Linked DNA regions of Homo sapiens: region 2 is linked to region 1. Evidence: chromatin loops called from intact Hi-C (ENCODE). Cell type or tissue: psoas muscle. All regions are shown on one strand. Links, peaks and the distances in the headings refer to the core of each region. The heading gives the core; the rest is flanking DNA.

What was found. Peaks named below come from ENCODE experiments on the same cell type or tissue, not always from the same donor. Only the 100,000 strongest peaks of a DNase experiment are listed, where the experiment ranks them.
Region 2: it touches region 1 in a loop (7-fold over the local background); 73 of 110 quality-filtered maps call a loop at or near these places.

The regions. Positions count from the first base shown.
Region 1 is chr7:112,538,126-112,546,409 of GRCh38, reverse strand. No RefSeq gene overlaps it. Among named protein-coding and RNA genes, the nearest start is that of LSMEM1, 61 kb to the right of the region's middle. RefSeq lists a silencer at 4,418-4,605. In psoas muscle, for the core only: no CTCF peak of the experiment used is centred there; no DNase peak of the experiment used is centred there.
Region 2 is chr7:113,408,633-113,416,916 of GRCh38, reverse strand. No RefSeq gene overlaps it. Among named protein-coding and RNA genes, the nearest start is that of SMIM30, 290 kb to the right of the region's middle. In psoas muscle, for the core only: no CTCF peak of the experiment used is centred there; no DNase peak of the experiment used is centred there.

The DNA.
Region 1 (8,284 bases), core at 1,548-6,547:
GAGCTGAAGAACTATAGTCTAACCCAATGCAAAGAAGCTGAGAACAATGATAAAACATTACAGGAGCTGTTAACCAGAATAACCAGTTTAGAGAGTACCATAAATGACCTGATGGAGCTGAAAAACACAACACAAGAACTTCACAATGCAACCACAAGTATCAATAGCCAAATAGACCAAGAAAAGGAAAGAATCTCAAAGCTTAAAGACTATATTGCTGAAATAAGTCAGATAGACAAGATTAGAGAAAAACAGAATGAAAAGGCATGAACAAAACCTCTGAGAAATAGGTGATTATGTAAAGAGACCAAACCTACGACTGATTGGGGTACCTGAAAGAGACGAGAACCAAGTTAGAAAACCAAGTTAGAAAACATACTTTGAGATATCATCCAGAAGAATATCCCCAACCTAGCAAGAGGGCAAATGTTCAAATTCAGGAAATCCAGAGAACCCCAGTGAGATACTCCATGAGAAGATTATCCCCAACACACATAATTATCATATTCTGAAAAGTCAAAATAAAGAAAAAATCTTAAGGGCGCCAGAGAGAAAGGCCAGGTCACCTACAAAGGGAAGCCCATCAGACTAACAGTGGACCTCTCAGTGGAAACCTTACAAGCCAGAAGAGATTGGAGGGGTCAATATTCAACATTCTTACATGAAAGAATTTCTAACCCAGATTTTCATATCCAGCCAAGCTAAACTTCATAAGTGAAGGAGAAATAAAATCCTTTTCAGACAAGCAAATGCTGAGAGAATTCATCACCACCAGGCCTGCCTTGCAAGAGCTTTTGAAGGAAGCACTAAATATGGAAAGGAAAAACTGCTACCAGCCACTACAAAAACACACTAAAGTGCACGGACCAGTGACACTCTGAAGCAACCACATAAACAAGTCTGCAAAATAACCAGCTAGCATCATGATTACAGGATCAAATTCACACATAACAATACTAACCTTAAATGTAAATGGGCTAAATGCCCCAATTAAAAGACACAGAATGTCAAGCTGGATAGAGTCAAGACCCATCAGTGTGATGTATTCAAGAGACCCATCTCACATGCAAAGACACACATAGGCTCAAAATAAAGGGATGGAGGAAAATTTACCAAGCAAATGGAAAACAGAAAAAACCAGGGCTTGTAATCCTAGATTCTGACAAAATAGACTTTAAATCAACAAAGATCAAAAAAGACAAAGAAGGGCATTACATAATGGTAAAGGGTTCAAGAAGAAGAGCTAACTATTCTAAATATATATTAACCCAATACAGGAGCACCCAGCTTCATAAAGCTAGTTCTTAGAGACATACAAAGAGACTTAGACCCCACACAATAACAATGGGAGACTTTAATACCTCACTGTCAGTATTAGACAGATCTTTAGAGACAGAAAATTAACAAAGATATTCAAGACTTGAACTCTTCTCTGGATCAAGTGGACCTGATAAATATCTACAGAACTTTCCACCCAAAAACAACAGAATATATAGTCTTCTCAGTGTCACATGGCAGTCACTTATCCAAAATCAATCACATAAGATCACATAATTGGAAGTAAAATACTCCTCAGCAAATGCAAAAGAACTGAAATCATAACAGTCTCTCAGACACAGTGCAATTAAATTAGAACTCAAGGCTAAGAAACTCACTCAAAACCACACAACTACATGGAAATTGAACAACCTGCTCCTGAATGACTTTTGGGTAAATAATGAAATTAATGCAGAAATGAAGAAGTTATTTGAAACAAATAAGAACAAAGAGACAATGTACCAAAATCTCTGGAACGCAGATAAAGCAGTGTTAAGAGGGAAATTGATAGCAATAAATGCCCACAAAAAAAGCTAGAAAGATCTCAAATTGACATTCTAACATCACAACTGAAAGAACTAGAGGACCAAGAGCAAACATCCCAAAGCTAGCAGAAGACAAGAAATAACCAAGATCAGAGCTGAAATGAAGTAGATACAGACCTGAAAATCCCTTCAAAAAAATTAATAAATCCAGGAACTATTTTTTTGAAAAAATTTAAAAAATAGATACACCACTAGCTAGACTAATGAAGAAAAGAGAGAAGAATCAAATAGACACAATAAAAAGTTATAAAGGGGATATCATCAATGACCCCACAGAAATACAAACAACCATCAGAGAATACTATAAACACCACTATGCACATAAACTAGAAAATCTAGAAGAAATGCATTAATTCTTGGGCACATACACCCACCCAAAGCTTAACCAGAAAGAAGTTGAGTCCCTGAATAGACAAATAAAAAGCTCTGAAATTGAGGCAGTAATAAATAGCCTACCAACCAAAAAATGCCTAACACAAGATGGATTTACAGCTGAATTCTACCAAAGGTACAACTAGATGGAACCATTCCTACTGAAACTATTCCAAACAATTAAAAAGGATGGACTCCTCTCTAACTTATTTTTTGAAGTGAACATCATCCTGATACCAAAACCTGGCAGAGATAAAACAAGAAAACTTCAGGGCAATATCCCTGATCAACATCAATGCAAAAATCTTCAATAAAATACTAGCAAACTGAATCCAGCAGCAAATCAAAAACTTATCCACCACGATCAAGTCGGCTTCATCCCTAGGATGCAAGGTTGATTCAACATATGCAAATCAATAAATGTAATTCATCACATAAATATAACTAAAGACAAAAACCACATGATTATCTCAATAGATGCAGAAAAGGCCTTCGATAAAATTCAACATCCCTTCATGTTAAAAAACTATCAATAAACTAAGTATTTAAGGAACATACCTCAAAATAGTAAGAGCCATTAATGACAGACCCACGGCCAATATCATACTGAATGGGCAAAAGCTGAAGCATTCCCCTTGAAAACCAGCACAAGACAAGGATGCCCTCTCCCACCACTCTTGTTCAACATAGTATTGGAAGTTCTGGCCAGGGCAATCAGGTAAGAGAAAGAAATAAAGGATATTCAAATAGGAAGAGAGAAAGTCAAACTATCTCTGTTTGCAGATGACATGATCCTATATTTAAAAACCCCATTGTTCCAGCCCAAAAGCTTCTTAAGCTGATAAGCAACTTCAGCAGAGTCTCAGGATACAAAATAAATCAATGTGCAAAGGATCACAAGCATTTCTATACATCAACAACAGACAAGCAGAGAGCCAAATCATGAACGAACTCCCCTTCACAATTGCTACAAAGAGAATAAAATACCTAGGAATATAGCTAACAAGGGACTTGAAGGACCTCTTCAAGGAGAACTACAAACCACTGCTCAAGGAAATCAAAGAGGACACAAATGAAAAAGCATGCCATGGTCATGGACAGGAAGAATCAATAATCAATATCGTGAAAATGGCCATACTGCCCAAAGTAATTTATAGATTCAATACTATCCCCATTAAACTACCACTGACATTTTTTACAGATTTAGAGAAAACTATTTAAAAATTTATCTGGAACCAAAAAAAAAGCTTGTATAGCCAAGACAATACTAAGCAAAAATAACAAAGCTCTAGGCATCATGCTACCTGACTTCAAACTATACTACAAGGCTACAGTAACCAAAACAGCATAGTACTGGTACAAAAACAGACACATGTACCAATGGAACAGAATAGAGAACTCAGAAGACTGCATATCTACAACCATCTGATCTTCAACAAATCTGACAAAAACAAGCGATGGGGAAAGTATTCCCCATTTAATAAATGGTGGCAGGGAGAACTGGCTAGCTATATGCAGAAAAATGCAACTAGACCAGTTCCTTACACAAAAATTAACTCAAGATGGATTAAAGACTTACAGTAAAACCCAAAACTATAAAAAGCCTGGAAGAAAATCTAGGCAATACCATTCAGGACATAAACATGGGCAAAGATTTCATGATGAAAATTTCAAAAGCAATTGCAATAAAAGCAAAAATTTGCAAATGGAATCTAATTAAACTAAGAGCTTCTCCAAAAGACACATGAAAAAATGCTAATCATCATTGGCCATCAGAGAAATGCAAATCAAAACCACAATGAGATACCATCTCACACCAGTTAGAATGGCGATCATTAAAAAGTCAGGAAACAACAGGTGCTGGAGAGGATGTGGAGAAATAGGAACACTTTTACACTGTTGGTGGGACTGTAAACTAGTTCAACCATTGTGGAAGACAGTGTGGCGATTCCTCAGGGATCTAGAACTAGAAATACCATTTGACCCAGCCATCCATTACTGGGTATATACCCAAAGGATTATAAATCATGCTGCTATAAAGACACATGCACACGTATGTTTATTGCAGCACTATTCACTATAGCAAAGACTTGGAACCAACCCAAATGTCCAACAATGATAGACTGGATTAAGAAAATGTGGCACATATACACCATGGAATGCTATGCAGCCATAAAAAAGGATGAGTTCACGTCCTTTGTAGGGACATGGATGAAGCTGGAAACCAACATTCTCAGCAAACTATCGCAAGGACAAAAAGCCAAACACTGCATGTTCTCACTCATAGGAGGGAATTGAACAATGAGAACACTTGGACACAGGAAGGGGAACATCACACACCGGGGCCTGTTGTGGGGTGGGGGGAGGGGGGAGGGATAGCATTAGGAAATATACCTAATGTAAATGACGAGTTAATGGGTGCAGCACACCAACATGGCACATGTATACATATGTAACAAACCTGCATGTTGTGCACATGTACCCTAAAACTTAAAGTATAATAAAAAATAAAAAAATAAAAAACTAAGAGCTTCTGCACAGCAAAAGAAACTATCATTGGAGTGAACAGACAACTTATAGAGTGGGAGAAAATCTGACAAAGGTCTAATATCCAGAATCTACAAGCACCTTAAACAAATTTACAAGAAAAAAAAAAACATTAAAAACTGGGCAAAGGACATGAACAGACATTTCTTAAAAGACATTTATGCGGCCAAGAAACATATGAAAAAAACAACATACTGATCATTTGAGAAATGCACATCAAACCCACAATGAGATACCATCTCATGTCATGCGAGTCATCATGGCAATTATTAAAAAGTCAAGAAACAGCAGATGCTGGTGAAGCTGCAGAGAGACAGGAATGCTTTCACACTGGTGGGAATGTAAATTAGTTCAATCATTGTGAAACCGAGTGTGATGATTCCCCAAATACCTAGAACCAGAAATACCTTTTGGTCCCATAATTCCGTTACAGGTATATACCCAAAGGAATATAAATAATTCTGTTATAAAGATACATGCACACGTACATTCACTGCAACACAATTCACAGTAGCAAAGATGTGGAATCCACCCAAATGCCCATCAATGATAGACTGGATAAAGAAAATGTGGTACATATATACCATGGAATACTATGCAGCCATAAAAAGGAACAAGATCATGTCCTTTGCAGGGTCATGGATGGAACTGGAAATCATTATTCTCAGCAAACTAATGCAGGAACAGAAAACCAAATACCGCATGTTCTCACTTATAAATGGTAGCTGAACAATGAACATATAGACACAGGAAGGGGAAGAACACACACTGGGACCTGTTGGAGAGTCAGCAGGAGGGAGAGCATCAGGAAAAATAGCTAATGCATACTGGGCTTAATACCTGGGTGATGGGTTGACAGGTGCAGCAAATCACCATGGCACACATTTACCTATATAACAAAACTGCACATCCTGAACATGTACCCCAGAACTTAAAATTATTTTTTTAAAAAAGAGGGAAAAAATTCAATGTGTTCCATAAATAATTTGTAACACTTAGTGGATTTTTATATCTCACTAAAAGTCATTCCACATTGTAGCAAGTTAATAACTAACACACTCTCTTATTTATCTAATTTTTTTTTCAAAGAACAGAGCCTGCTGTTTGACTCAATTTGCCAACCAGCATAGATTATTGTTGGATGCAGAGGATCTTACGACCCTTCACTTGTTCTTAATTAACCACAAGAGCTCCACAGGGAGAATTCTAGTGTATAGCATTAGTCTCTACTTGAAAATCAGTCTATTTGTACTTAGCACTAGCTTCTCCAAAGCTCTCCCACGACTCTCCGCTGAGTCCTACATCCCATGTTAATGCAGCATCTCAATCCCTATGTCGACAGAGATTAGAAGACCATTTTTCATCTAATTCCCTTGCCCCACAGCACTCACCTCTGTCAATGAGAGTGTAGCTAGGAGGAACTCAGCAAGGTGCTGAGGAAAGCTGGAATGAACCCTCTGTGAATATTAAATATACTGAGGTGAAGCACTGAGAGAACACCGATGAACTATTGTTTCAGTAGCTTAAAATGAATTAACTTTTTATCACATTCAGGTTCTAAGATAAACGAGAAGATGAGTGAAGCATTACCCAAGACATTTGCTTTGTGGTTGTGCAAAGGAGTAGCCTAACACAGAAGGCTACTCAGTCTGTGGTCAATCTCAGAGGTGTTTGGATCATGCTGCAGTGTGGGGAGGATTGAAAGAGGGCAAGACCGGAGTAGAGAGACCATTTAGAAGACAGAATTAAAGCAGTAAGTGTGGGATAGAAATGACAGGAAAACAATTAAGGAGGAAGATCTAAAACATAATAACCAGGTAGAATCAGCAGGACCTGAGGACTGACAGGCAGTTTAGAGAAATTAAGAACAGGACCCTGCAGTCAGTGACTTCTGGCACTATTATTAAGAATTCTGGCTTAGTAAGACTAACAGAAATAGCAACTGAGTTATTAGTAATATTGGATTCGTAGTAATATTGAATTAGTAGTAATATCGAGTGGAAATAGTGAGAGATAGGGATGATTCTCAGGTTCAGGATTACATGACTGGTAAGTAGAGGTACTTTCTCTGGTAAAAAGAGGAAATACAGAAAGAAGAACAGGTTTGGGTGGGAGGAGGGAAAAATGAAAAAGATGCTGTGTTAGAGGAGCTTGGGAAACATGCAGTTAGAAACATGCCACAGGCAGATGCATAGGTGAAAACTGCAGGCAGGAGAGGAGTTGAAGTGTAGAAATACAGAGCTGTGAATGGTCACACATATTAGTAGTTGACAGTATCAGTAAATGAGAAAAGAGAGAACCAGGAAAAATACGTAGAATGTAGGAAAGGGGGAATGGAGTGAGAGGGAAGACCAGAGGGCTTGCAGGGAAACAAGGGCAGCAATAGTGACACAGAAGCAAGGGAGGGGAGAGTTCTAGAAACAAGGATCTGATCAGACACGGCCTCCTCACCAGATCAACCCAAGCAAGGTTGTGTCCAGAAATGCATAAGATTTGAGAACTTCTCTAGGACCTCAGGCCCAGGTCTCAAAGAGGATCCCCTGGGGCACACTAGGAACCTCCCACCAGTCTTCCTGGAAGCCGCCCTGATAGCAATGGCCAGAACAGAGCAGTCCTCCTCTACATTCATATCTCGAGTCAGCCAGAAGTTTCACAGCTCCTACAAAGCAGAGAGAATTTATCCCACTGTTCAGTATGTGGCCCACGTCAGCTTCACAGCAGCTGGAAAAAATTTAAAACTCAGGGAATCATGGAATGGTGACAAAACAACTTGCCTACTAATAAGTTAGAGATGAGAGTTATATGTTGGAACTGCAAAGCTGACAATCTTGGATTCATCTATACTATAGTGATAGAGTAGTAATGTCTTCTTTGTGAAAGCAAATGTTCTAGATAAAGTTTACCATTTTAGAAAATAAGCATTTTATTTTAGCCATCTTTTAACATAAATCTCATCAAAATTTTTCTACATTCCCAATACATGGTACACTGGATATAATATAGTCTTGCTTGCAAACTCAAGATCATCATTACGATTGTTATTTCTCATGGTAAATAATGGAAAGGATGAGAAGAAGTCACATTTATTGTTCACCTACTATGTGTCTGATATATAATACTTAACTTACTTGAACCTATGAACTAGGCATTGTTATCTCCATTCTACAAATAAAGACACTAAGGCTTAGAAAGATTAACTTGTCCAAAATAAGATATATTTAGCCAAAATATGTATCTAGTTATATCTGATTTCAAAACTTTTCTATCCCTCTTCCCACAACCCTCCCCAAACTTTACCCCAACTTTTGAAAGTTGCTTTTTATAATCATTTTTTGCTACGGGGGCCCTTAAAGACTGTTTACCTCTATACCAAACAGCCCAGTTTGCTGAGATTTTAAAAGACGATTTCTCTCCCTCCTCCCTTGCTACGAGTATCACTTTCAATATATCAGCTTTAGCAGTAACCCCTCCCTTCTCCTAATATGTTTTTTTCTAAAACCTAG
Region 2 (8,284 bases), core at 1,812-6,811, 870 kb before region 1:
GGGTAAATCAGTCACTATATGCCTTTCATTCATGGTTAGCACATCTCATGTTGCCAGAGTGGAATTTTTTGGGGGCTTCTGAGTCTGTTCATCAATCTCATGAAATTGATGGGTTGAACAGCACTGAAGACAAGGGAAAGAAAGCTCTGAAGTCCATGAGCAATGTGGTGGACTAGTCAGCAGAGGTGATTACAACCCCCACAGTTCTGGGCTCCAGCTCCCCAAAGGCAAGCAACGATGGGCAAGGGAGAATGACTTGGTACGTGCCAAGTCTCACAAATAGTCAAAATTACCTTTGCAACCTTTATTGTAGTAGTATTCATAGTTCCCCTTGTCATTTAATTAAGACCATTTTCCTCCCACTCTGAACCCCACCCCAAATAATTTACTGCCCATTTTAAACTGTCTAAAAGGTTTGGTGTACACATGTGTGTGTGTTTATGTGTGTACAGAGAGGGCTAATTTAAAAGCAAGTCCTATGAGATGTCAGCATCATTAAATTCCTTTTAAACATAATTAAGATACATTTAAACCTCAAGATATGACAGCTTCTTCAATACAAAGTTTTGTCCTTTGCGTGCTGTCTCTACACACAAGTAATTTTCCTTAATATTACCCAACAATAGAGAAGGAAACCCCTAGAGCAAGGAGCTATGGCTATAGCAGAAGCTAAGCTGTTGCCCTGCTCTTTCTTCTTCATTTGAAACTCATCTTCTTTTGATTGTTTGTTTTCCTTTAGTCATCTCTGAACTTCTTCAGCAACCTCCTAAGCCATCTCGTAACTTCTGCATCCTCCAAAGTTGAAGATCTCAGATGTTTAGATACTTTTGGTGTATCTGTCTTTGACCCAGGTGTGGATGTATTTTATATATTTCTACATCATGTGGTTAGTCATTTTCTGCTGGCAAATCAAACACACCTAAGTTTGAGATCTATGTCTTCTGCTTTTGCCTCCTGACATATTGCTTCCATTTGTTCATTATCAGAAGGTCAGTGGGAGCAAATGCAAAACCGGACCATAAACGTGTCTACTTTTCTCATTAGAATACAAAGTGAAAGGCTGTAACTTTGCAGATGCATCAACCCACCATTCTACATCAACGTGGTAACAGGATCTTCACTTCAATCTGCCAAAATTCCAAGTTTTAGGATGAGGACGACAACTTTGATGAAGGGACTTCAGAATATGAGCTCACTCTGTGGAGTGACACTCAGGACATGATCCATTTTCACATGTTCACCACTAGCAGGAGCACCACTGGTGGGTGAGGAGACCCCTGAGAGCTCAATTTTCATAAAGATGTAACAGTAACAGTAAAAAGGCTTGTCTGGGTAGATAACTTATAGGATGGGACAGAAGGGCAACTGTGTATTCATCTGGCATTGGTACATCTTATTTTAGTTTCTTATTCTTACAGTTTTTGGTCATTTTTTTCTGTATATATTTGTAAGTAATTATACCATCTGAAAATAATAATAATCTTGTATTTTCCTTTCTAAAAATTATACCTCTTCTTTTGGTTTTGTATCTTATGGCTTTAAGGATTAGTGTTCTTAGGACAATTAGATAGCAGTGATAATAACAAGTATTTTGTTTTCCATCTGATTTTAATTGGATACTCTTAAGAATTAAGTCAGCTATTGATTTGAGATGAATATTGTTATAGAAACAACATGTTAAATTTCATGTGAGTTCTAAAAAAACTTTTTTAAATAAGAGTATATACTTTTTCCAGATTTTTTCTCATTTTATTGAAATTAGCCAATTGCTTTTCCTTTTCTGACCTATTAGTTAAGAAGTAATTTACTAATTTCTTTCTTAATATTCAACTTTGTATAATGCATGTGATTTTAAATACAAGATGGAAAAACCAGACCACCCTCTGAGAAATGTTTAATCACTAAACACATTGTATACATTTCTGTCATATAAGAGATTTATATTTAATCATGATCCCAATCAGCAAGTGTCTCTTCCCACTAAAGGGAACAAATTATAACTTTTCACTGCTGCAGTAAACAGCAAACAGATTGCTGTTTACACAGAAAGAGGAAAAACAGACATAGGACAGAGCATGAAGATTAGAAACAAGCTATTCCCTCCTTAATACTAAGTAAATAGCAGCAGGCATTTTACAGAGCACATTAAAGGGAACAGACTGCTGTAGAAATCAATTGATAAAGACTTGTTAAATGAAAGCAAACTCTGAGCAATTATATTAGCAAGCAATTAGAATAATCTGTAAATGGTAGTAAGGACCCCACAACAAAGAAACCACATGGATTGCTGCCCCTTCCTTTTGTGCTCATAGTATTATTGGCTCGTTTCCATTAAACAGTAATATATTTAGTATTGAAAAGGAAATAATGGGACAATAGGACTTATGAGCTGCTGTTATGGCATTAAACAGAAAGTGCCCTTATACTGTGTAGTCAGAGAAAATTTGTCTCCAGCTGAGACTCCAGCAAGTAAATGACTATTCTTGCCAAGAGGAGATCTATTTAACTCTCTCTATGTTAAAAGCTTAACAGAGAAATTCACAAACAGAAAGAACCCTGATCATAGCCAAAATGCAGCAGACAGACACACTGAGTAGAGCATGAATGATTGGAGAGTCCTGCATGGCACCAGCGCCCTATAGAATATACTGAAGGCCAATTTCATAAGAAGTAAGTGATACATATTTAGGAAGGGGTATCTTTTAGGAAAAATATGGTGGGATATAACACCAGAAAATCCTTGGTCTGAATCTTGGTCAAGATATACTATGTGGCCATTAGCAATTTTTTGAGACTATTTTTGTTTTATCTGTAAAACGGAAATATTAATAATCACCTTGAGAAGATATCAGAACTGCATGAAATAGATGTGTGTGGCACAGGGCCCACATATGGTAAGGGTTCACTAAGAGATGGTTTGTGACTTTATTATTACTGAAGGAAACCTTGGGTAATATGACAGGGAATTAGAATAATATTTAGATAGAAATAGGGACCCTGACATAAAGAAGGGAAATTTTCCTGACAGAACATTGTGGGGCAAGAATGATATAGGACATAAAAAAATGAATAAAACTTGAGAAAAGAGGACCCCAGTATGCATACAGGTAAGGTGTGTCTATCTCCTAAGCTCTGTTAGCAAAAAAAAAAAAAAAAAAACTTAGTCAAAATTAGTTCCTTAGGGAGAAAGGAAATGTATATCAGAATCTACTTTTTTAGGTAATATGGTTTTATGTTCAAGTTAAGGTATGCATTATTTCACGTTGAACTATGAATCCACCATTCTCAATAAATCCTCTTTTGGTCTTTAGGAGATTCCATGGAAAGTAATCATGTAAGAGATAACCTCAAAGAGACTCCAGAAATCCTGGAGATCAGCATGGGTGTGATGGATAGTTTTCTGTGTCCATTTAACTGGACCACAGAATACCCAGATTAAACATGGCTTTGGGATATGTCTGTGAGGATATTTCCAAATGAGATTGGCATTTGAATCAATGGACTCGGTAAAGGAGATTGCTCTCCTCACTGTGGTGAGCATCACCGAATCCTTTGAGGGTCTGAATAGAACAAAAGGTGGAGGAAAGAGGAATTTGGGTTTTTTTCTTCTACATCACTGCGTGAGATAAGACATCTCATCTCATCTCATGTCTTCTCCTCCTGCCCTTGGACATCAGCACCTCAGGTTCTCAGGCCTTCTTAGTCAGACTGAATGACACCACCAGGTTTGGTGAGTCTGCAGCTTGCTGACAGCAGAGTGTGAGACTTCTCAGCCTCCAGAATTGTATGAGACAGTTCCTCATGATAAATCTCTTTCCTCTCTCTCTCTCTCTCTCTCTCTCTCTCTCGTATGTGTGTGTGTGTGTGTGTGTGTGTGTGTGTGTGCATATGTGTATACAATACTGACTTTGTTTCTCTGACTAAAACAATGGGCAAACTAAGTAAGTCATACCTCTTACAAAATTATGGTTTAACAGTATTTATTTTTGGGTGGACAGATTATGCATCTTCAGACTTGCCCCATTATATCTTACGTGTTTGCTTCTGTACTCGTGACTCTCATTTGACTATAAGTTCCTCAAAAGCAGGCACAGTTTTTTTCTCTTTTGTGTTCTGTAGCACTAAGCATGGCACACAGAACTGCCTTAGGGGCATTGCAGGGCTTAGATATTTTGTAGCGGTCCCACTCCATATCATTTGAAGCATATTAAATTTTAGTAGCCAGATTATGGCTCATTAAAAGATTATTTTTACCATAACATTTTAAAGATATTTGTAATTTTGGTTTTTGAAACTTGGCCATGAGCCAAATATTTTATTATTGGTTCTGACTTCTCCATAGTCTTAGCTTCATAATGCACTCTTAGAAATTCTTGCAAAGGAAAATAATCCAAATTACATTTTTTCATTGGTCATAAAATGGTAATGGACATGAAATTTAACAATTCATGAAGTTGAAACAACATTAAAAGTTGTAGACACTTAGACACTGATTACTTTTACCTTTTAGGCTTATTTTCTTTTCATAATTTGGAACCGATGGTATTTTCTTTCAGTTCTTAAATTGTCAATGGCCTTTGAAGAGTTCAAGCCCTAAGCACTAGGCCTATGGTGTAACATGAATTTACCTGCCTTAATGGCATATAGTAGATGGTCAATTAGTGTTTGTGGATTAGATAGGTAATTTGAGAGTAGACATATGCCACTGGGTATGAGCCAAAGCATTAGCATAGTTTATGGTGCAGCTTTATTTTAATGGTGATGCCACTAAGCCATTTGACACATAGCAGTGGCTAACTTTATCAGTCTCATTGTTGGAAAATTGGAAAAGTAGCATTTCTAGAATTGGAGGATTAAGCTGGTATCCAAAAAGGTGCCATCCCATAGTCTAAGTCATCCTATAGTCTAAGGACTATGATCCTCAGCAAGTGCAACCAATCTGAAAGCAGGGAAGCAGAAGTCAGACACCCTCAGGACTTCAGAGAGAGAAGTTAGGACCCACAAATGTTGGCAATATTAGAACCAGGCCTTGTTGCTGAGTCTCATGAGGGGAGGGGACGCTGAAAAGTGGGCTTAAAAACTACAGATTCCTCTGACTCTCACTTCCCTAGAAAAGCTATCTTAACAAGCCATCTTCCCCCAAACTGTGTGTGAATGTCTATAGTGAGTAGATAATCCTGAGCGCAGGAGGACTTCTTATTCTTTGGATATTATAGGAAAAAAAATTAACAATAACTTTAAGTAGTTGAGATGGACAGAGAAGAGAACAGTTGGGTGGGATTCTAAGTTGAGATTTCTTACCTTTGTTTACTGACCCCCCCACCCCCACCCCCACCCCCGTGGCAATCATGTTAGTCCTTAAAGAGCCTTTGCCTGTCCACTCCTGGACCTATAAGTCTCAGTCAGGTTACTATCTGCCTAGGAAACACCAGTGAGTCCAAGGCTGCACTCTCATTTCTAGGCAAGCTGGGAATACAGTTGAAGAGCTTTAAAGCTTCAGTCTGGATGGATATCAGTTCCCAAAAATGTCTGAGATTTTCACATCACACTATTTTTTCAGGATTGTTTCTTCACTTCTGTCGAGGGTGAAGATTCTACATGCTAGATTTGGGACAGAGGCTTTGGTAGGTGGTCATTTACAATTGAAAATTGGATTTGCCTTAATGATTCCCCAAAACACTTTAACCACAGTTGGATATCTAACTGTGAATTATGCATGTATTTCATCAAGTATTCAACTTTTTTATTAAAATGTGTTGGATACAGAATTGTCAGTCATTTGTTGGTTTAAAGTTAAAAGTTGTACAAAGTACATCTTTCTTAGCAATATTGCCTCCAGGAATTTGATAATGACATTCATGTCTGGATATTCTGTCTTACCAAGAGCTTTTGTGAGATGGAAAAATGCCAAGTATTATGTTAGAGCTGTTCCACTTTTGAAAAAATGACCATGTGCGAGAACAAATCTGACTAACACAAAGTCTCAAAGCCTTAGTGAGGAGGGTTGGAAGCTCATATGTAATGTCTATTATGTGCTAACTTTGAATACAAATATCTCTTTTAATAAGCATTGCTTTCCCAATGGTGTTTATCAGATTCATAACTCTGCCTTTTTTCAAAGCAAAATCTTGTAACATGAATTATATAAGAAGGCCCTGGATGACTTCAGAGCACTTTCTTACCTGCTCAGTCATCCTCAGTGGCACCCTATCTCCCACTGGGTCAAGTTTGAACAATTCTGAGGGCTTTCAAAGTCTTTGCTAATTTCTCTACATAACCAGCCAATTTCTCCTTCCTCCCCACAAATTTCTTCTGAACAATGTGGGTCATTCTTCTTACTAACCTGAAATATATTATGCTCATTGCCACCTCCAAGGGCCTTTTGTTCCTTTCTGTTCCCTATGCAAATGTCACCAATTTTTCAAGAATCCTTTCACAGTTCACATTTTAGCAGAGTTCTATGACCAGAAGTGCTACAAAAATGTTAAAACATAATCTTACCTATGGCACAGTCATTCACAAGTATGGACTTAAAATAATGATAATATACAGAAGTCAGTAGATATGTATGGCAAAAGAAGCTCTGATGTTTTATCTCTGTAAAATAAAGTGAAGTGTGTAGCTGATGTTGGATTGCAACTTCAAACTCTAAGTCCCTTGGAATACGAGAAGTGGCATTTTCCATGGGACCTTAGGTCAACATATGGTTTTCAATCCTCCCCTGAACTACTTGATCATAACATTGAAAAATTCAATTTTTAATAATTATCACATTCTAAAGCATAGTCCACAGTATTTGGTACTGATACCACCTCCCTAATAAGGTACCAGAATTGAAGGATAAATAAAATACCCAACTTCCTTTTATTTTCATGAAAGGAGACAGCTCTTCAAAAATGCTCTATACTTCAAAATGAAACTCATAGAGACTAACCATAATACTTTAGTTGATATTTTCTGTATAAGCAGGACAAGTAACCGTAATTATCAGTCATACAACTCTCTAGGCTTGAGTAATGTTAATTGTTCAGCAGAGGTTTCTTGCTATGGTTTTATGAAAATAGAGCAGTTGTCAGGATATTTTTCTGAAAACTTTCTTATATTTAGGGATTTTATAAGTAAAATTTTTAAAAAGTATTATTTTGAGATTAAAGGTAATGAGGACCAGATGAAATACCACACTTTTGAGGTAAATAGAAAAATACAAGTACAATTACACATGTAAAATGATCAGGTCAGGTTAAAATCATTGCATTTAATCTAAGATTGTTGATCTGATAAGAATTTCGTTTTATATAAATATATTGGTCAGGGTACTCCAGAGAGACAGGACTGATAGCATATAGAGACAAATGTGAAGGAATTTATCAGGAGAATTGGTTCACTGGATTATAGAGGCTGAGAAGTCTCATAATAGTCTGACTATAAGCTGGAGAACCAATGAAGTTGGTAGGGGGCTCAGTCCAAGTCCAAAGGCCTAAGAGCGGGAAGCAAAGGGTGAGAGGTAGCAGGGGGTAAAGAAACTGCTGATGCAAGTCCTGGAGTCCAAAAACTGAAGAACCTGGAGTTCTGATGTCCAAGGGCAGGGGAAGAAGGGCATCCCAGCTCTGAAAGAGAGACAGCAAGAATTTGCCCTTCCTCTACCTTTTTATTCAATCTGCATCCCCAGCCAATTGGAAGGTACCTGCCCACATTGAGGGCAGATCTTCCCCCACTCAGTCCACTGACTCACATGCAAATCTCCTCCAGAAACACCCTCACAGACACATCTGAGGCAGCCCACTCATTCTAATCAAATGCCAAACCACTTGGGCTTCGTTTTTAGCAAAAGAAGGATGGGCTCAGAGCCTACTAAAACATTGAGAATAATTAATGCAATTATTGAGAATAAATAATGTATTACCAGCTATCTGGATATCCCCTAATTCAGTCAAATTGATACCCAAAATCAATCATCACAATAAGCCAAAGCTACTTTTTGGTCAATAAAATCCAACAAGTATGCATTGCATATTTATTATGTCAGACCCTGTGCTAGGCTTTAGTGGCCAAAATCAAACATGGTTCCTGTTCTTATGGAGATTTTAGGTTTGTAAAGGAGACAGACAGTCATTATTCAAATGATCACACTAAGGATTGAATAACCACAAATTGAGATAAGTGCTCTGAAGGAAAGGAAGAATGCTGTATGAGAAATATTCCTAAGAAACTCAGTTCCGAGATTCCAGGTTTACTTCTAGGCACCAGGCATGCAATAGTGAAAAATAGACATCTTTCCACCCTC